Regions from separate parts of the Homo sapiens genome. Here region 2 is linked to region 1. A link is an interaction called in ENCODE POLR2A ChIA-PET data of the cell type or tissue named here. Cell type or tissue: IMR-90. All regions are shown on one strand. Links, peaks and the distances in the headings refer to the core of each region. The heading gives the core; the rest is flanking DNA.

Region 1 (11,144 bases), core at 1,263-9,262:
TTTTAGTAGAGACAGGGTTTCACCATGTTGGCCAGACTGGTCTTCAACTCCTGATCTCAAGTGATCCGTCTGCCTAGGCCTCCCAAAGTGCTGGGATTACAAGTGTGAGCCACCGCTCCTGGCAGTGCCTGACTATTTTCATCCTGTAAAGTTATGGTTGTGAATTCTTGCGCTTAACCCTGAGCCCTCCCAGTCATGAAAATCCATTTTCAGATGGTTACTGTGGACACTGCAGCAATCTAGTTATTATGGACACCATAGGAACTTAGTTTAGAAACAAAATTTCAATAAAGAATAACTCCTACAGCCTTTAAAACCCAACCCTCAGCTGGGCGCAGTGGCTCACGCTTGTAATCCCAGCACTTTGGGAGGCCGAGGCAGGCAGATCACGAGGTCAAGAGATCGAGACCATCCTGGCCAACATGGTGAAATCCCGTCTCTACTAAAAATACAAAAATTAGGTGGGCGTGGTGGCATGTGCCTGTGGTCTCAGCTACTCGGGAGGCTGAGGCAGGAGAATCGCTTGAACCCGGGAGGGGGAGGTTGCAGTGAGCCAAAATCACGCCACTGTACTCCAGCCTGGTGACAGAGCAAGACTTTGTCTCAAAAAACAAAACAAAACAAAAACCCAACCCTCAAGAAAGTAAAGATAGGCCAGGCTCAGTGGCTCAAGCCTGTAATCCCAGCACTCTAGGAGGCCGAGGCAGGCAGATGGCTTGAGCTCAGGAGTTCAAGACCAGCCTGGACAACATGGTGAAACCCCATCTCTACCAAAAATACAAAAATTAGCCTGTAGTGGTGTGTGCCTGTAGTCCCAGCTACTTTTAAGCCTGGGAGGTTGAGGCCTCAGTGATCCGTGATCGTGTTACTACAGACAGCCTGAGCAACAATGAGATCTTGTCTCAAAAGAAAAAAAAAAAAAAAAGAAAGTAGACAACCCATGGAATGGGAGAAAATATTTGCCAATCGTATACCTGGTAAAGGATTTGTGCCTAGAACATACAAAGAACTCTAGATCTCAACAACATAAAGAAAAATAACACCCCCCAAATGGGCAAAAGATCTCAATAGACATTTCTCCAAAGAATAGACAAATGGCCAATAAGCATACAAAAATATTCCACATAGTCATCAGGGAAATGCAAATCAAAACCGTAGTGAGAAACCACTTTATTTTCATTTGTTTAAATTTATTTTTATTTTTGCTTTTGAGATGGAGTCTTGCTCCCTCGCCCAGGCTGGAGTGCAGTGACGCAATCTTGGCTCACTGCAACCTCTGCCTCCTAGGTTCAGCAGTTCTCCTGTCTCAGCCTCCCAAGTAGATGGGATTACAGGTGCCTGCCACCATGTCTGGCTAATTTTTGTATTTTTAGTAGACATGGGGTTTCACCATGTTGGCCAGGCTGGTCTTAAACTCCTGACCTCAAGTGATCTGCCCAACTTGACCTCCTAAAGTGCTGGGATTACAGGCGTGAGCCACCACGTCCAGCAGAGAAACCTCTTTATACCCAAAAGGATGGCTACAATCACAAAGACAGATAACAACAAGTGTTGACGAGGATGTGGAGAAAATAGAACTGTCATACACTCCTAGTGGGAATGTAACATGGTGCAGCTACTTAGGAAAACAGTCTGAGAGTTCTTCAAAGATTAAACACAGTTATATGACACAGAAATTCCACTCCTAGCTTTATACTCAAGAGAAATGGAGACATATGACTGTACAAAAACTCATACCAAAATGTTTATAACAGCATTATTCATAAAAGCCAGAAGGTGGAAACAACCCAAACGTCTATCAATTGATGAACATGAATAAAATGTGGTATATTCATAGATGGAGTATTGTTTGCCTAAATAAGGAATAAAGTACTTTTACGTCACAAACTGGATAAACCTTGAAAACATTATGCTAAGTGAAAGTCAGTCCCGCATATTGTATAATTTCATTTATATCAAATGACTAGAAGAGACCAATCAACAGAGATTGAAAGTAGCAGTTGCCAGGGGCTGGGGCTGAGGTGATAATAGGAAGTCAACGCTAATGCATTTGAAGTTTCTTTTTGAGATTATAAAAAAATGGGCCGGGCACAGTGGCTCACGCCTGTAATCCCAGGGCTTTGGGACATTGAGGCAGGCAGATCACGAGGTCAGGAGTTCAAGACCAGCCTGGCCAATATGGTGAAACCCCTGTCTCTACTAAAAATACAAAAATTAGCTGGCCATGGTGGCACGCACCTGTAGTCCCAGCTACTTGGGAGGCTAAGGCAGGAGAGCCACTTGAACCTGGGAGGCAGAGGTTGTGGTGAGCTGAGATCACGCCACTCCAGCCCGGGCAACAGAGCGAGACTCTGTCTCAAAAAAAAAAGTAAAAATGATTGTGATAATGGTTGCGCAACTCCAAATATACCAAAATCCTTTGTACACTTAAATGAGTGAATTGTATGGTATGTAAATTATACCTCAATAAAGCTATCATTAATAAAAGCCAAAACAAAACCTCAGCCCTGCCTAATCACCTTGCCATCCTGTACAACCTGAGTTCTTAGCTTCATGTGCTGTTTTCACAAATTTTTTTTTACTTCTGACTCTATCCTTATTCTCATCTCCCAAACCTCAATTTATATTCCATGAACATGGAATTTAAAATCTAAATAGAAGGCTGGGCACAGTGGCTCATGCCTGTAATCCTAGCTACTTGGGAGGCTGAGGCACAAGAATTGCTTGAACCCGGGAGGCGGAGGTTGCAGTGAGCCGAGATCACACCACTGCACTCCAGCCTGGGCAACAGAGCGAGAACCTGTCTCAAAAATAAATAAATAAAAAATAAAATAAAATCTAAATAGAGGCTGCACTGAGGATTAGCTTTTCATTATTTATAGGTGAAAGAAAATTGTAGGGTGTTATCTGAATTGCTTGGAAAATTTCAAACACTCTGATAATATTTTAGAACCTAATAACAACCATGTTTGTTATGTGCTCCCATAGCAAAAGTATTTACTCCCAATCAGTATAAAACTTAACAATCCAGTAAACATTTCAAAATCATATTTAACTAGCTGTGCTTCCAACCTACATATTCCCAATTTAAAAAATCAAACCTTAATACTCAAATTTACCATTATACTGGTGACATGCAACAAAGAACAAGTGATCTTTCTGAAGACTCAACGTCCAATGTGGTAGCCATTGGCCACAAGTGGCTATTGAGCATGAAATATACAGCTAGTCCAAATTGATATATATTTTAAGTGTAAAATACACACTGGTTTTTTAAGACAGTACAAAAAAGAGAATGTAAAATATTTTTTATATTACTTATAAGTTGAAACGATATTTTGGATATGTTGCTTTATAGAAACTACGTCATTAATTTTACTTGTTTCTTTTCATTTTCTTAATAAGGCTACCAGAAAATTTCAATCACATACATGGCTCACATTATATTTGTATTGGACAAAGCTGCTCTAAAGATCCATGTAGGGCTTTTGAGGGGACTGTAAATATGCATTAGGAGACAGGGGCTTTGAATAACTTCTCCCACCATGGTTTCCTGTTGTCATCTCTTTTTACATACTGGGTACTTTCCAGGAGTCTAGCACAGCTGGATAAGCCGTAACAGAAAATCAACACAGTATACCCGAAGGACAACACAATAATATGGGCTTTCTGGCCATTCCTGCTTTTTGCAGCTGCTGCTTTCATAAGAAGCTACAGCCAAGGAGTTTTTAATTACAACAATTATGACTTTTTTAGAGGGTGGAGGGTAAATTTTCTGTATGGAGTAACAAGGCCACAGTGCCTTAAGAATGGTTTGACGAAACCTTTGGACAAGGGTAGCAAAGAAAGAAAAGGCGGGGAGCAGTGACCCACGCCTGTAATCCCAGCACTTTGGGAGGCTGAGACGCGTGGATCACTTGAGCCCTGGAGTTCGAGACCCACCTGGCCAACATGGCGAAACTTCTTCTCTACCAAAAACACAAAAACACTAGTCAGGTATGGTGACACGTGCTTGTGGTCCCAGCTACTCGGGAGGCTGAGGTGGGAGGATTGTTTGAACCCAGGAGGCAGGGGTTGCAGTGAGCTGAGATCCCGCCACTGCACTCCAGCCTGGGTGACAGAGTGAGACTCCGTCTCAAACAAACAAACAAGGAAAAAAGAATTATTAGTGATCCTGGAGGAAGCCAAAAAATAAGAAGCATGGAAGTGAGTTTAAGGAAGGCTCTTAGCGATCTCAAGTGTGAAATCTTAGATCATCAATATGAGCCTTGGATCTAATTACAATGTAATCCCTTTTGCACATATATTCATTGTTTGCCTGTAATCATCAGCATCACCAGGTGTTGATAGATGCAAGAGGAAAATACAGGGGAGGGTCCCAGGAGAATCTTGGACCGGCCTGAGCACTGGGAGAACAGGATGGAGTCAAAGAAGTTCATGCTGCTTGCAGGGGGAAGGAGCCTGGGTTCTTCAGTTCCTGTGTATGGCCTGGAATCAATCTGTGAGGTGGGGCCTGTTAGCAGAAACCCCTCTTGCTTTGCTGAGAGTTTTTTTTCTTTTGCCCATTTTGCCCAATATATTCTGTTCTGCTCACCCTTCAATGTGTCTGTGCCTAACTTTTTCCTGGTCATGACATAAGAACTTGGATTTAGCTGAACTAAGGAGCAGAAATTCTGCAACATTTGCAACTGTATTACTTTTTTTTTTTTTTTTTTTTTTCAGATGGAGTTTCCCTCTGTTGCCTAGGCTGGAGTTCAATGGTGTGATCTTGGCTCACTGCAACCTCTGCCTCCTGGGTTCAAGCAGTTCTGCCTCAGCCTCCCGAGTAGCTGGGATTACAGGCATTTGCCACTATGCCTGGCTGATTTTTGTATTTTTAGTAGAGACGGGGTTTCACCATGCTGGCCAGGCTGGTCTTGAACTCCTGACCTCAAGTGATCCGCCCGCCTCGGCCTCCCAAAGTGCTGGGATTACAGGCATGAGCTGCAGCGCCCAGCCTGCAACAGTATCACATCTGATCAGTGTAGACTCTCCTTTGTATCTCAGGTGATTGATTTATTAACTGCGTCAGTGCTGTACACCACAGAGCCACTAGCCATATATTTGGCTATGGAGCAGTTGAAACTGTGACTGAGAAGCTTAAGTCAAGTTTAAGTAGTCACATGGCTAGTGGCCGCTGTGTTGGCCAGTACAGGTCTGGAGCCTGGCTGCTTCGTGTGTAACAGCAGCACATGTAGGGAACTGGTTAGAAATGCAGTATTTCATATTCTACCTGGACTTCCTGAAATACATCCTGCAGTTTAAGAAGATCACCAGGTGACTGTTAAGTACATTAAAGGTTGGAAAGCACTTACCTAGAGTAGGGGGTCTTATTGAATACATTGAAGCCCCTAAAATTGTATAAAAAGTTTGCATGAATTTGTAACACACACACATATGGATACACTTTCCCGCTTTCCTTCTCCTGGAAGCAATGTCTATACTTCTCCCTCAGATTTTCCAAGGTGTTCATGATCCAAAACTAAGTTCTACCCTACACAAAGTGGAAAAGCAGATTTCACTGAACAAAGAAAGCCTTAAAGTTATCCTTTGCTGAGCAAGCAAATGCTTTTGAATTTACAAAGATGAGAAGCTGGCCATATTCAGCTTTGTCATTCTTCCAGTGTGGTTTCATTTCTTCATATATCTGAAATAAAAAACTACATGGTACACTCCAGGTCTGCTTTGGTTTCAAAAAGGCACATGCACATCAGTGCACATTGGTAGCTATAAAACATTTATATGTATTCTATTTTGTATTACACACACGCATCCTTATTTTTTTAAGTGCAAATTGACCACAAAATGCATTCCAGTGCAAATACCAGTCGATGTTAATTCATACAGCCTGGAGCAACTGGTGAAGTTTTAAGTACTGATGTAGTATTGCAGCTGTTACCAATTTTTTGGTTGATTCAGGAATCAACCAGAAATTTTTTAAACTGGTATAATGGCTGTCTAGTTATTACCTACAACATGAAACCATGAAGATTCAGGAAGCAATCAGGATTTTTTTTATTAGTATAATAGCAGTCTAGTTATTATCTACAACATGAAACCATGAATAAAAACATTGGAAAGAACAATTTTGATTATTTAGCTTCCTTTCCTGTTATGGAATAGTGTTGGTTTTACATTATAATAAAAAGAATGATCCTTTATTATTTCTTTTAGGCAAAAATTTAGGAAGCAATGATACTTTTATGTTGAGGATGAGGTTGCTTTCAGGCTTTATAAATTTGTCTAAGAGAAACTTCCTCCCTTTCCAAACAACAAAAAATGTTCTGAATTCTATGCTAAGGCAATGATTTATTTCAGGTTGAGTAAGTCCCTAGAGTTAGGTGGTGTGCCCCCTGAGTCTCAAAACAGCTTGAAGAATCCGCCTTGAATCATTATTTATCCACTGGTGTTTATGAAGAGACATGTACAAACTGGTACTAGCTAACACAGCCAAGAAAGTTAACAATAGAGCCGTAAGTATTTCCCAGATGAAGAAAACACAAGTTTAGCTTCACTTTTGTTTTGGAATGCAAATTTATACTGGTTGAGCATCCCAAATCTGAAAATCCAAAATCCAAAACTTGCTCATTGGAGCATTTTGGATTTTTGGATTCCAACCAGTAAGTTGAAGTACAAATCTAAAAAAAAAAATGAAAATCCAAGACACTTCTAGTCCCAGGCATTTTGTGTAAGGGATACTCAACCTGTAAATGCAGAACTGCTGAATGCAATTGCAACAGAAAGACTTAGATCCCTTCATAAATAATTTTCTGTCAGATGAAGGAGAACTCCAGCTATTACTGGAAGGTACAGACAGGACTACTATACATTTAATACATGTTTAGCTTTTGTAAGACAAAATATATATATATATATATATATATATATATTTGAGACAGGGTCTCACTATGTTACCCAGGCTGATCTCAAGCTCCTGGGCTCAGGCAATCCTCCCACCTTGGTCTCCCAAAGTGTACAGGTGTGAGCCACCGTGCCTGACCTAGGACAAAATATTCTTTCAAAACTAGCTAGCAAAAAGGATAATTTACTGGGCTGGGCATGGTGGCTCACGTCTGTAATACCAGCACTTTGGGAGGTAGCAGTGGGCAGATCACTTTAGGCCAGGAGTTTGAGACCAGCCTAGCTAACATGGCGAAACTCCGCATCTACTAAAAATACAAAATTAGCCAGGCCTGGCAGCGGTGCCTGTAATCCCAGCTACTTACGAGGCTGAGGCACAAGAGTCACTTGAACCTGGTAGTGGGAGGTTGCAGAGAGCCAGGATCACGCCACTGCACTCCAGCCTGGGTGACAGAACAACAATGTCTCAAAAAAAAAAAAAAAAAAAAAAAAAAAAAAAATATATATATATATATATATATATATATATAAAATTTACCATGCTATTTCCAATCTTTTTTAAGCCTCAGCAGTGTGGTGGTGATGGATGTCATTAAAACAAAAGGGTTGAAAAACAGTTCCGAATCTCATTTCTACTACCAGATACGAGACAAATGTCATTCACATTCCCATGGTGCAATGCTCCTGGTACGGTAGCTCTTTTCCATTCCTTTCTTTTCTACTCCATAAAGCACATTGGAAGGTGAGTGAGTGATTCCAATAACCTGGAGTCCAGTCCAACACAGTCAATTATTCGTAGCATTTGACTCAGATTATCCTCATACTTCACAGCTGATCACAACACATTTTGGTGTCACCACCATTTCTGATGAGGATCCCACATTCATTTAGTTCCTTACCTTTAGTCAAGGTCAAGATTCTTATCTGCACTCATTTTGATATATTTATTTGATTTATTTACATAACCAGTAGAAAGGAGATTTTAAAAATATTTATTACATTTGTTTCTAGAAATCATAGAAAATAAAAATTGATACAATTTTGATATACAACTTTAGAAAGGCATATTTATCCTTTCACACCAGAGAAGTTTATGCAATGCCAGACATGGAAATACCAAAGCCACTGGTGACAAAGGGTAAACGCTACTGATAGAAGAAAGCCTTGTCCATTTTTATAGTTTTCTTCTCTACCATTATTTATTTTTGAGCAAATACCAGTCCAGTGGAAAGAGTTCTGAACATAAAAGGCACCTAGAGTAAAAATTAGACCTTAACTAATAAAACAGCTGTACACGTTTACATCAAGAAAAAAAAACCCGGCCAGCACAGCTCATGCCTGTAATCCCAGGAGTTAGCCTCGGCAACATGGCCAAACCCCCGTCTCTACAAAAAAATACAAAAATCAGCTAGGCGTGGTGGTGCGCGCCTGTACTCCCAGCTACTTAGGAGGCTGAGGTGGGAGAGTCACTGGAGCCTGGGAGGTCGAGGCTGCAGTGCAAGATTGAGAATTGCAGGATTGCACTGCAATCCAGCCTGTGCTACAGAGTGAGATCCTGTCTCGAAAAAAAAAATAAAAAAATAAAATGGGCCTATCAATGCAACGTTCCTGCAAGGCATTGATAATATAAATGCAAAAGCCACCGCAACCAAAAAGTCTATAATGCTTGCCTGAATCTAGTACATAAGCAGGATAATGACAATCACTTTTTGTTTATAAATTTGTAGATGTCTTATTATTTCAGTCAGCATGAGTACTGTATTTATATTTGTGGGTGGCAGCTCTCAAATTATTTATCCATAGTCCAGATTTGTTTTGTTGCATTTGCTCTTAAAATGCATTGTTGTATACTCCATCACAGATGTGTCAAATACTCCTGCTGTCTTTTGAGAATGTAGCAAAACCTAAACCTGCTACTTTAAACCAAAGTCCTTTTTTTATTATTGTAAAGCTGACATTTTACTCTGATTTAAGCACCTGAAGTGTATTTTGACTAATTTATATTCTGAGCTAAAATTAAGAACCTCAGGATTTGTGTACATGTACAAATATTGCAAATTATTTCTTTAAGCTAATAAAAACTTAAAAATACAAATAATTTTTATTACAAAGATTTGAAATCCATATATGAGTCTGAACTAAGACAAAAATGCACAGGGAGCCAGGAAGCAAACACTTGTGTACGTTTTCTAATCTGTGGACAAGGTACTGCTCAGCGAAGCCAGGTTGTATTCAGCTGCGTCTGGTTCTTGATACTGGTATCCATTTTTAGCACTTCTCGAATGGCCATGGTGGCGTAAGTAGAAGGGGGTAGAGAAAAATCCATTTTCAGAGCCCTGTATTTGCCTTCTGCAAGGCAAGAAAGAAAACAGTCAGAAAATGAAGGCAGCTGCAGACAGACCAGCGAGAGTCACATAATCTCTAAGCAAATACAAAGAACTGTGCTGCTTTCCTTAGACTCCACTTCCTAGGGGGCCTTGGAGAATGAGACCATGGAAGTAAGAGATCTGTGAGTGTGAACCTGCTGAATGGTTACAGAAATTCTGCCCAGGAACTTTCACAAAAAGGCAGATGACAGAAGAACACAAAAGAGAAACGCATGTAAAGTTAAAGAAATAATAATAAATTACGGCCTGGGAAAAAACAGAACAAGAATTTGATGATGAGAATGCCAATTTAATTAATTAATTAATTTTTTTTTGAGACAGAGTCTTGTTATGTTGCCCAGACTGGAGTGCAGTGGTGTAATCTCAGCTCACTGCAGCCTCCACCTCCCGGGTTGAAGCGATTCTCCTGCCTCAGCCTCCTGAGTAGCTGGGATTACAGGTGCCCACCACCACGCCCGCCTAATTTTTTTTTTTGTATTTTCAGTAGAGACGGGGTTTTGTCATGTTGGCCAGGCTGGTCTGGAACTCCTGACCTCAAGTGATCCACTTGTCTCGGTCTCCCAAACTGCTGGGATTACAGGTGTGAGCCACCACGCCCAGCCACCAATTTTTTTTTTTTTTTTTTTGAGATGGAGTCTCGTTTTGTCACCCAGGCTGGAGTGCAGTGGCGTGATCTTGGCTCACTACAAGCTCCGCCTTCTGTGTTCACACCATTCTCCTGCCTCAGCCTCTCCAAGTAGCTGGGACTACAGGAACCCGCCACCACACCCGGCTAATTTTTTGTATTTTTAGTAGAGACGGGGTTTCACCGTGGTCTCGATCTCCTGACCTCGTGATCCGCCCGCCTCGGCCTCCCAAAGTGCTGGGATTACAAGCGTGAGCCACCGCACCTGCCCAACCAATTTAATTTTTTAGACTCTTCCTGAATTTTCACTCACCTTTGGTAAGTCTCTGTGGGGGATGGGGAGAAATACTCCATCACCTAATATCACAACCATCTATAACATGCACTTATTTTCAGGAGGATTTACTGGTTTTAATCACTAACTTTCAGCCATAATTGTGAAAGTAAGGTCATAAAACACAACAATGAAATCATGGGTGGTGGTAGTGCTTGTAAGAGCAGTTTTCAAAAAAAAATTATGTTTTTGTTTAACAAAACATTTCAAAGTCAACACAGAGCTGATGACTGAGTAAACTTACCAGAAGCAAAAACTGGTGGTGTCTTCCCTTCTAGGTTGTCCACATCTGTGTTGAAAAGTGGAATTTTGGGATCATCATATGCAACGACTTCCCTTCAAAACATATGAATAAAGATAAGTGTGAATGTGAACTTTCATAAAAGGTACTAAGCCACTCATCATCATTTATTTAGCAAGAAAAACAAGTAAGTTTACTGTAAATAATTATAGTTAGGAATCTTGAATAATATAGCAGGGCCAGATTTTATACCTAAGTTTTGCTTATATATATAATTTTTTTTTTTTTTTGAGATGGAGTCTCAACTCTGTCACCTAGGCTGGAGTGCAGTGGTGTGATCTTGGCTCACTGCAACCTCTGCCTCCTGGGTTCAATCAATTCTCCTGCCTCAGTCTCACAAGTAGCTGGGACTATAGGTGTCTGCCACCATGCCTGGCTAATTTTTGTATTTTTAGTAGAGATGGGGTTTCACTATGTTGGCCAGGGAGGTCTCAAACTCCTGACCTCAGGTGATCCACCCGCCACAGTCTCCCCAACTGCTGGGATTATAACGTGAGCCACTGTGCCTGAATATAATAGGCTCAATCCAATTATATTCTATTAGTTATTTAAAAATGCACAACTGGGGCCAGGCATGGTGGCTCATGCCTCTAATCC
Region 2 (11,144 bases), core at 1,455-9,454, 55 kb before region 1:
TTTTTTTTCCCCTCCTGCTCCTCTGCCTTTTTTCTTTCTTTCTTTGTTTCTGGCTTGTTTTTTGTTTTTGGTATCAATATTGACAAAAATTACTGTCACTATTTTTTTGTTGTTTTCAGAGGACAGGGTCTCACTCTATGGACATGAGCCACCACATTCGGCCTTTTTATTATTTTTAAAAAGGCTTTATTGAGATATAACACATACATGCAATTCAGCCATTTTAAAATATAGAATTCAGTGTTTTTTAGCATATTCACAGCGTTGTGCCAACCACTACCACAATCTCATTTTAAAACATTTCTGCGCCAGATGTGGTGGCTCTCATTTATAATTTCAGCATTTTGGGAGGCTAAAGTAGGAGGATCACTTGAGCCCAGGAGTTCAAGGTTAGGGAGGTTATAGTGAACTATGATCGCGCTGCTGCATTCCAACCTGAGCAATAGAGCAAGACACTGTCTCAAAAAAAAAAATTGCTCCCCCCAAAAAGAACTCCATACAGATTAGCAGACACTCCCCATTTCCTCCAACTTTCCCCTGCACTAGGCCTAGGCAGCCACTAATGTACTTCCTGTCTCTATAGGCTTGCCTGTTCTGGACAGTTCATGTAAATGGAATCATACAATACGTGGCCTTTTGTGGCCAGAGTCTTTCTTTCTTTCTTTCTTTCTTTTTTTTTTTTTTTGAGACGGAGCCTCATTCTGTCGCCCAGGCTGGAGTGCAGTGGCATGATTTCGGCTCACCGCAACCTCTGCCTCCCGGGTTCAGGCGATTCTCCTGCCTCAGCCTCCGAAGTAGCTGGGACTACAGGTGCACACCACCATGCCCAGCTAATTTTTGTATTTTTAGTGGAGATGGGGTTTCACCATATTGGCCAGGCTGGTCTCAAACTCCTGACCTCATGATCCGCCCGCCTCGGCCTCTCAAAGTGCTGGGATTACAGGCGTGAGCCACGCGCCCAGCCAATTTGTGGCCAGAGTCTTTCACTTAGCCTAACATTAAAACCCATTTCTGCTACTTAATTTCTGCACGACCTTTGGCAAGTTACTTAATTACAACATCTGGAAAGTGATAACAACATGTACTAATACTAGTCCTCATAGGTCAGTTCGATAATCAAATAAGATAAATATCCAATAATAGTAATTCTTAACAGTTGGGAGATACATCGCCAATCTGTTTGTTGGATTTTTGCATTCAATTTTCAACAAATACTTATCAAATACCTATTATGTAGCAAGCATTATTCTAGACACTGATTCTATAGCAGTGAACAAAGCACACAGAAATGTCCCTGCCTTCATGGAGCTTACATTCTACTGCCAGAAAACAGAAAATAAACAACATAAATATGTGAAATATATATTATGTTTACTAGATGGTGATCATTTTTATTTAAAAACAAAACAAAACAGCCGGGCGCGGTGGCTTACGCCTGTAATCCCAGCCCTTTGGGAGGCCAAGGTGGGCGGGACATGAGATTGGGAGATCGAGACCTACCATCCTGGCCAACAAGGTGAAACCCCATCTCTACTAAAAATACAAGAATTAGCTAGGCGTGGCGGCACATGCCTATAATCCCAGCTACTCAGGAGGCTGAGGGAGGAGAATCACTTGAACCTAGGAGGTGGAGGTTGTAGTGAGCCAAGATCTTGCCACTGCCCTCCAGCCTGGGCAACAGAGTGAGACTCCATCTCAAAAACAAAACAAAACAAAACAAAAAACAGAAAGTGACTGGATGGAGTGGTTCACACCTGTAACTCTAGCACTTTGAAAGTCCAAAGCAAGAGGATTGCTTGAGCCCAGGAGTTCAAGACTAGCCTGGGGAACATAGTGAGACCCCCCCACCTCTATCAACTAAAAAATAAATTTAAAAAAAAAACTGAAAGCAAAAAAAATCAACAATCTGTTGGGAGTATGGTTCAAGAAGGCCTCACCGAGAAGGTAACACTGAATTAAAGAACTTAAAGCTGGCTGGGCACAGTGGCTCATGCCTGTAATCCCAGCACTTTGGGAGGCCAAGGCGGGCGAATCACCTGAGGTCAGGAGTTCCAGATCAGCCCGGACAACATGGTGAAACCCCGTCTCTACTAAAAATACAAAAATTAGCGGGGTATGGTTGTGCACCCCTGTAATCCCAGCCACTCAGGAGGCTGAGGTGGGAGAATTGCTTGAACCTGGGAGACAGAAGTTGCAGTGAGCCGAGATTGCACCACTGCACATTCCAGCTTGGGCAACAGAGCAAGACTCTGTCTCCCAAAACAAAAAAAAAGAACTTAAAGCTATCTTGCCAGTCCTTTTTACTTCTATAAATTAGAAGAAAACTATCTTTGCAAATCAGATATTTATGAATTGCTTTGAATTTATTGAATTAAAGTATACCAAATTAATTATCAATTAGCTTTACACATACTATAGTGATGTTTTTTAAAATTATTTTTATTTATTTATTTTTTTGAGACACAGTTTCACTCTTGTTGCTCGGGCTGGAGTGCAATAACATGATGTCGGCTCACCGCAACCTCCGCCTCCCAGGTTCAAGCGATTCTCCTGCCTCAGCATTCCAAGTAGCTGGGATTACAGGCATGCGCCACCACACCTGGCTAATTTTGTATTTTTAGTAGAGACGGGGTTTCTCCGTGTTGGACAGGCTGGTCTCGAACTCCCGACCTCAGGTGATCTGCCTGCCTCGACCTCTCAAAGTGCTGGGATTACAGGCATGAGCCACCACGCCCGGCTAGTAGCTTTTAGAAAGAATGGTAAGTGGGGCACAGAGGTGCTCACCTGTCCTGTCAGCTTCAGTCCAGTAGTTTGACTCCAGTAGTTGAGTCCAGCCTGAACAATGAGACCATACATCTTAAAAAGATAAGTTAAATGATAGCCAGGCGTGGTGGCTTCATGCCTGTAATCCCAGCACTTTGGGAGGCTGAGGCAGGCAGATCACGAGGTCAGGAGATAGAGAACATCCTGGCTAACACGGCGAAATCTCATATCTACTATAAATACAAAGCTGGGCGTGGTGGCAGGTGCCTGTAGTCCCAGCTACTTGGAAGGCTGAGGCAGGAGAATGGTGTGAACCTGGGAGGCAGAGCTTGCAGTGAGCTGAGATTGCGCCACTGCACTCCAGCCTGGGCAACAGAGCGACACTCCGTCTTGAAAGAAAGAAAGGGAGAGAGAGAGAGAAAAGAAGAAGAAGAGGAAGAAGAATAGTAGGAGGAGAAGGAGGAGGAGGAAGGGGAGGGGGAGGGGAGAAGGAAGAGGAGGAGGAGGAGGAGAGGAGAGGAAAGAGAGAGAAAGAAAGAGAGAGAAAGAAAGAAAGAGAAAGAGAAAGAAAGAAAGAGAGAAAGAGAGAGAGAGAGAGAAAGAAATAGAGGGAGGGAGGAAGGGAGGAAGGAAGGAAGGAAGGAAAGGAAGGAAGAGAATTACAAACCTAGTCTCTGTTGACTTTGAAATTAAGTATTTCTTCAGAAATGCAGCACAATGTAGAGTGACATTTTATTTTTTTATTTTTATTTTTAGTGGATGCTTTTATTATTGTTTTTACTTATTTTGTTTCTTTGAGATAGAGTTTGCTTCTTGTTGCCCAGGCTGGAGTGCAATGGCGTGATCTCAGCTCACTACAACTTCCGCCTCATGGGTACAAGCAATTCTCCTGCCTCAGCTTCCCGAGTAGCTGGGACTACAGGTGCACACCAGCACACCCAGCTAATTTTTGTATTTTTAATAGAGACGTGGTTTCACCATGTTGGCCAGGATGGTCTCGATCTTTTGACGTCGTGATCCACCCGCCTCGGCCTACGAAAGTGCTGGGATTAAAGGCATGAGCCACCATGCCCGACCCCCTTGAGTGACTTTCTTTTTTTTTTTTTTTTGAGATGAAGTCTCATTCTGTTGCCCAGGCTGGAGCACAGTGGCATGATCTCGCCTCACTGCAACCTCCGCCTCCCAGGTTCAAACAATTCTCCTGCCTCAGCCTCCTGAGTAGCGGGGACTATAGGCACACGCCACCATGCCCGGGTAATTTTTGTATATTTTTTAGAGACGGGGTTTCACCATATTGGCGAGGCTGGTCTCGAACTCCTCACCTTGTTATCCACCTGCCTCAGCCTCCCAAAGTGCTGGGATTACAGGCATGAGCCACCACACCTGGCCTAGAGTGATATTTTAAAGTAATTTTTTTTTTTGGGAGACTGAGTCTCACTCTATCACCCAGGCTGGAGTACAGTGGCACCATCTGAGCTCACTACAACCTCCGCCTCATGGGTTCAAGAGATTCTCCTGCCTCAGCCTTCCGAGTAGCTGGGATTACAGGCACCTAGCACCATGCCCTGCTAATTTTTTTTTGTATTTTTAGTAAAGACGGGGTTTCACCATGTTGGCCAGGCTGGTCTTGAACTCCTGACCTCAAGTGACCCACTCACCTCGGCTTCCCGAAGTGCTGGGATTACAGGTGTGAACCACCGCACCCAACCGGTTTTAAAGGAATTTTTAAGATAAATAATGTAATGAGGATGATTTAAACTTTTTTATTCGACCATATTTATTGCATAAATGAAATTAGTTATGCAAATATTATAATTAATAAAGGGAAGTATTAAATATTTATAAAACTGGATATATTTTGGTCTCCATAGCAGTCCAAAATAAGTGAAAAAGGCAGTACATATGTATTTTTCCCCAATCTGTTACAATGAAACTCAAAATGTCCACATAGTATTAATTTTTCCCAAATGTAATAGAAAATGAAAAGAATGTTGTAAAACCAATTGGATTATGATATCTCCCAGTGGAGTCACTAAATCATGTTGCATCTTAGAAGGTGTATTTAATACGTCATAGAATTGGAAAAAGACGGGAAGTCATATCACCCGTCTTGGGGCCTTTAATGGATGAAAACCCAGCCTCCTTTTTTTTTTTTTTTTTTTGAGACGGAGTTTTGCTCTTGAAGCTCAGGCTGGAGTGCAATGGCGCAACCTCAGCTCACTGGAACCTCCGCCTCCCAGGTTCAAGCGATTCTCCTGCCTCAGCCTCCCTAGGAGCTGGGATTACAGGCATATGCCACCACGCCTAGCTAATTTTTGTATTTTTAGTAGAGACTAAAATTTTAGGGTTTCACCATGTTGGCCAGGCTGGCCCAAGCCTCCTTTTAAAAGCACCTCCAAGGCTTTTAAATTCTTTAAAGTTTATTTATATCTAATCTGCCCATTCAATTATGAAGCTTAAACCTGTCTTTTGTTGTTTCACTATAGCGTACTTCTCAGTGGCAATAGCACCATCATAATAGTGTAACATAGAAGAGAGTGGCAGAGCCAGACTGCCAGAGTTCAAGGGCTAGTTCTGCCATTATTTACCTGGGCCAGCTTGAGCAAATTAGTCTCTCTGTGCCTTAACTGCCTGATCTGCAAAATGTAGATAGTAATATTACCTACCCTACAAATTTGTTGTGAGGATTTAATGAGTTAATTCCCATAAAATACTTGGAGGAGTACCTAAGCATGTCTGTTTGGAGGATTAAATGACTTAGTTCACATGAAACACTTATAGAAGTATCTAAGCATTCAATAAATATTAGCTGATCATATATATGTGCCATGTTAAGCAATGTGTTATTTATCTATTGCTGTATAACAAATTTCTCCCAAATTTAGTAGCTTAAAAAAATAAACATTTCATAACTCACAGTTTTTGTGGTCCAGCAATTTGGGAGCAGTTTAGCTGGTGAGTCAAGATGTCACTTGAGGCCGCAGTCATCTGAAGGCTTGACGGAGGCTGAAAGACCTGTTACCAAGATAATTCACTTGCATAGCTGTTGCAGAGGCCTCATTTCCTCACTGCACGGACCCCTTCATAGGACTGCTTGAGTGGCTGGCTTCCCCCAGAGTGAATGATCCAAGAGATAACAAGGGAGAAACTTCAATGCCTTTTATGACCTACCCTCAGAAGTCACAATCCATCATTTCTGCCACATTCTAATCATCAGAAATAAGTACAGCACATGCTTAAAGAAGGGGAATTAAGTCCCTTTCTGGAAGGGAGGATTATCAAAGAATGCTGGACATATTTTAAAATCACCACAAGGGGTCATTCCTTCTTTCCTTTAAATGCCTCTGATTTCAAGTGAGAATCTTTAGAGGCTCTTATTCTGCTATTTATTTAAGCAGTAGATATCAAAGGGAATTTTCAGTTCAACATTCAGACAAAACAAAAAGGAATAGGGACTGGATTGTCTAGAGAAAATCACCAATAGTGACAAGTTTGTTATAAATAAAATAGTATAGGAGACTCTTACATAAGCCAGTTCAAAAATGATGCCCAAAGATTTACCTGGGGCTGTATTAAAATTTAGAATAATGTCTAATATGCCAGGACATAATCAAATAGATTAGAAGATCTGGCCATAATCTGTGCTAAGTTTAACACCCTGGGCTCCATTTCTTCCAAGTCTTAGAACATGGATATAGCTCTGATATAATACTCATTTCTCAAATGCTTGAGCTCTCTGAGTATAAGAATTTGCTTGCCGGCCGGGCGCGGTGGCTCACGCCTGTAATCCCAGCACTTTGGGAGGCCGAGACGGGCGGATCACGAGGTCAGGAGATCGAGACCATCCTGGCTAACACGGTGAAACCCCGTCTCTACTAAAAATACAAAAAATTAGTTGGGTGTGGTGGCAGGCGCCTGTAGTCCCAGCTACTAGGGAGGCTGAGGCAGGAGAATGGCGTGAACCCTGGAGGCAGAGCTTGCAGTGAGCTGAGATCGTGCCACTGCTCTCCAGCCTAGGAGACAGAGTGAGACTCCGTCTTAAAAAAAAAAAAAAAAAAAAGAATTTGCTTTCCATTTTATTGTAACTAATGAAAGAGATTCAATGTAAAAAAATTTTTTTTATTTTTTTTTATTTTGAGACCCTCTGTTGCCTAGGCTGGAGTGTAGTGGCACCATCTCGGCTCACTGCAAACTCTGCCTCCCCCAGCACTTTGGTGAGGCCCAGGCAGGCAGATGACTTGAGGTCAGAAGTTCGAGACCAGCCTGGCCAACATGGCAAAACCCCGTCTCTACTAAAAATACAAAAATTAGCCAGGCGTGGTGGCAGGCACCTGTAATCCCAACTACTCAGGAGGCTGAGGCAGGAGAATCACTTGAACCAGGAGGCAGAGATTGTGGTGAGCCGAGATGGTGCCACTGCACTCCAGCCTGAGCAACAGGTTAAGACTCCATCTCAAAAAATTAAGAATAAAAAAAATAGTTTGGGCACGGTGGCTCACATCTGTAATCCCAGCACTTTGGGAGGCCGAGGCAGGCAGATCACCTGAGGTCAGGAGTTTGAGACCAGCCTGACCAACATGGTGAAACCCCATCTCTACTAAAAATACAAAAATTAGCTGAGCATAGTGGCGCGCGCCTGTAATCCTAGCTACCAGGAGGCTGAGGCAGGAGAATTGCTTGAATCTGGGAGGTGGAGGTTGCGGTGAGTGGAGATGGCACCACTGCACTCCGGCTTGGGCAACAAGAGCGACACTCCGTCTAAAAAAAAAAAAAAAAAGACAATTGCATATTACCAGTATCCCAAAAGTCCCCCTCCTCTCTCCTCAGTCACTGCCCCTACCAAGATAGCCTCTATTCTAATTCCTAACCCCACAGATTCATGCTGCCTGCTTTTAAATTTTATGGAAATGGAACCCTACACTAATTACTCTTGTATTTGGCTGGTTTTTTTCAACGTTTTGTTTGTGAGCCTCACCCATGTGTTGTCTGTACAATCTTTTCATTGTTTTATAGTATTTCATTGTATGAATATGCCATATTTTAAAAATGTCTTCACATTATTTATTAAACTACTATCTCAGCCCCAAACCCACCATTCTATTATCAGCTTTGTGAGGGGGGAGTTGTGGCCACATTTGTTTATTTGCTGTTTTGTTTTGTTTTGTTTTGGTTTGGTTTTGAGACAGAGTTTCGCTCTTGTCGCCCAGGCTGGAGTGTAGTGGCCACATCTTGGCTCACTGCAACTTCCGCCTCCCAGTTTCAAGCGATTCTCCTGCCTCAGCCTCCTGAGTAGCTGGAATTACAGGCATGCACAACCACGCCAAGCTAATTTTTGTATTTTTAGTAGAGACGGGGTTTCACCATGTTGGCCAGGCTTGTCTCAAACTCCTGACCTCAAGTAGTCTGTCCACCTAGGCCTCCCAAAGGGCTGGGATGAGCCACGCCAAGCCACATTTATAATAGAGGAAATGTGATCTTATTTCTCCTTTGCCAATGTGCTCCGCCATTAATTCTGCCAGTTGGGGTCACTAGAGGGAGACTGGAAGCCTGGAGAAGAGGAACAGGAGCAGGGAAATGTTACTTCCTGTTTGCTGGCCTTTTGGTCACCGTCGTCTCAGCACTGGCTCTTTATCACAGGGACAGCAATGGTTCCAGTCCCAGGTTTCACGGAGCTCCTCAAATCAGCCTCATTATATTCCCCTAGAAATAATAGCAACTCCTGGGAGTACTCCCTCTTTATACATCTGGGTCCCAGCTCCCTCCTCTAAGCTTCTGAGGTCTGATAACCCTTACTGCTAACTGTGTTTCCCAGCCCCAGATATGGGTGCTGATTCCTGATTTATTAGTGGGTTAGTTCAGTATCCCCTTTACTTAGTTCTCTAATACCTGTTCAAACAAACAATTCGTTAATTTTTTTATTATAAAATAATTGGTCCAGCTGGGCACAGTGGCTCATGCCTGTAATCTCAGCACTTTGGGAAGCCGAGGTGGGCAGATTGAGACCACCCTGGCTAACATGGTCTCTACTAAAAATACAAAAAATTAGCTGGGCATGGTGGCACGCGCCTGTAGTCCCAGCTACTCAGAAGGCTGAGGCAGGAGAATCTCTTGAACCTGGGAGGCGGAGGTTGCACTGAGCTGAGATCGTGCCATTGCATTCCAACCTGGGCGACAGAGCGAGACTCCATCTCAAAAAAATAAAAAATAAAATAAAATAAAATAATTGGTCCAACTTCAATAAAAAGTAAATAATTTCTGTGTCCCCCCTAGATTCTGATGGATAGGTGATTCCACCAGTCATCGGTGATTGGGTTGTCTCCAACTTAAGCTATTATGAATAATGTTGCTGTGAACACCCTTATATGAGGTTTTTGGTGAATATGTGTATATATTTAGAAATGGAATTGCTGAGTCATAGGTTATATCTGTGTGCATTTTTAGCACATACAGCCAAAAGTTTTCTAAAATGGTTATACTAGTGATTGCATTGATTTTAAAGCATTCCCAGTATTTCACATCTAATCCTCAAAACTTTTTAAATTTAGAAAAAAGTCAATACACTTCATACTTTTTTTTCTTTTTTTTTTTTTTTGAGACAGGATCTCATTTTGTCACCAGGCTTGGACTGCAATAGCACAGTCTTGACTCACGGCAGCCTCGACCTCCTGGGCTCAAGTGATGCTTCCACTTCAGTCCCCCAAGTAGCTGGGACTACAGGTGCTACCCACCACGCCCGCTAGGCTTTTTGTTTTTTGATTTTTGAGATGGAGTCTCACTCTGTCGCCCAGGCTGGAGTGCAGGGACGCCATCGCAGCTCACTGCAACCTCCGCCTCCCGGGTTCAAGCGATTCTCCTGCCTCAGCCTCCCTAGTAGCTGGGATTACAGGTACATGCCACCATGCCTAGCTAATTTTTTTGTGTTTTTAGTAGAGGCAGGTTTCACTATGTTGGCCAGGCTGGTCTTGGAGCTCCTGACCTCAGGTGACCTCCCCTCCTCGGCCTCTCAAAGTGCTGGGATTACAGGCATGAGCCACCACGTCCTGCCTTTTTTTTTTTTTTTTTTAAGACAGGGTCTTGCTGTGTCGCCCAGGCTGAAGAGCAGTAGCACAATCTCAGCCTCCCAAGCAGCTGGGATTACAGGTGCCCACCACCAGACGCGGCATATTTTTAGTAGAGGTGGGGTTTCTCCATGTTGTCCAGGCTGATCTCAATCTCCTGACCTCAGGTGATCATCCTGCCTCAGTGTCCCAAAGTGCCATGATGACAGGGCGTGAGCCCTGGCTTCCACTAAATTTTATTGTTTGTTTTTTATTGTTTGTTTTTTGTAGAGACGGGGTTTCCCCATGTTGCCCAGGCTGGTCTCAGACTCCTGAGTTTAAGCAATTCTCCCACCTCAGCTTCCCAAAGTGTTGGGATTACAGGTGTGAGCCACAGCACTCAGCCTGTAATTTAATTTCTACTCCAGAATCAATTTTTCTTTTCCTTCCTTCCTTCCTTTCTTCCTTCCTTCCTTCCTTCCTCCCTCCCTTCCTTTCGACAGCATCTCACTTTGTACTCCAGAATCAATCTTTCTTTTCCTTCCTTCCTTCCTCCGTCCTTCCTTCCTTCCTTCCTCCTTCCCTCCCTCCCTCCCTTCCTTTCTTTTGACAGCGTCTCACTTTGTCACATAAGCTGGAGTGCAGTGGTGAGATCTCAGCTCACTGCAGCCTCGACTTCCCTGGCTCAAGCAATCCTCCCACTTCAGCCCCAAAAATAGCTGGGATTACAGGCGTGAACCACCACGACCAGCTAATTTTTTGTAGAGATGGGGTTTCACCATGTTGCCCAGGCTGGTCTCGACCTCCTGAGCTCAAGTGATCTGCCTGCCTTGGCTTCTCAAAGTGCTAGGATTACAGGCGTGAGCCACTGGCCTTCTATTCCAGAATTTTTATATTGCAATGTTAAGAAAACTAAAGTCTGGGCCAGGCACGGTGGCTCATGCCTATATATGGCGGGGCACAGTGGCTCACACTTGTAATCCCAGCACTTTGGGAAGCCAAGGTGGGCAGATCACCTGAGGTCAGGAGTTCAAGAACAGCCTGACCAATATCGTGAAATCCCATCTCTACTAAAAATACAAAAATTAGTCAGGCGTAGTGGCATGCACCTGTAGTCCCAGCTACTCGGAAGGCTGAGGCAGAAGAATCACTTGAACCCGGGAGGTGGAGTTGTGGTGAGCCGAGATTGCACCACTGCACTCCAGCCTGGGCAACAAGAGTGAGACACCATCTCAAAAAAAAAAAAAAATACAAAAATAGGCCACACATGGTGGTGCATGCCTGTAGTCCCAGCTACTTGAGAGGCTGAGGTGGGAGGATCACTTGAGCCTGGGATATCAAGGC

The links. ChIA-PET counts read pairs that join two places held together with the same protein. Peaks named below come from ENCODE experiments on the same cell type or tissue, not always from the same donor. Only the 100,000 strongest peaks of a DNase experiment are listed, where the experiment ranks them.
Region 2: POLR2A ChIA-PET joins it to region 1 with 13 read pairs; 6 of 35 experiments call an interaction of 5 or more read pairs at or near these places.

The regions. Positions count from the first base shown.
Region 1 is chr7:105,448,678-105,459,821 of GRCh38, forward strand. PUS7 (pseudouridine synthase 7) reads right to left here. Exons shown (of 16, transcript NM_019042.5): 15 at 10,491-10,582; 16 at 7,826-9,249. The coding sequence ends at 9,113. Among named protein-coding and RNA genes, the nearest start is that of SRPK2, 65 kb to the left of the region's middle. In IMR-90, for the core only: no CTCF peak of the experiment used is centred there; a DNase peak (open chromatin) is centred at 5,874.
Region 2 is chr7:105,393,476-105,404,619 of GRCh38, forward strand. It overlaps a transcript of SRPK2 not described here. Among named protein-coding and RNA genes, the nearest start is that of SRPK2, 10 kb to the left of the region's middle. RefSeq lists a silencer at 10,406-10,591. In IMR-90, for the core only: CTCF peaks have their summits at 6,073 (motif pointing right) and 8,286 (motif pointing right); no DNase peak of the experiment used is centred there; H3K27ac peaks cover 264 bases.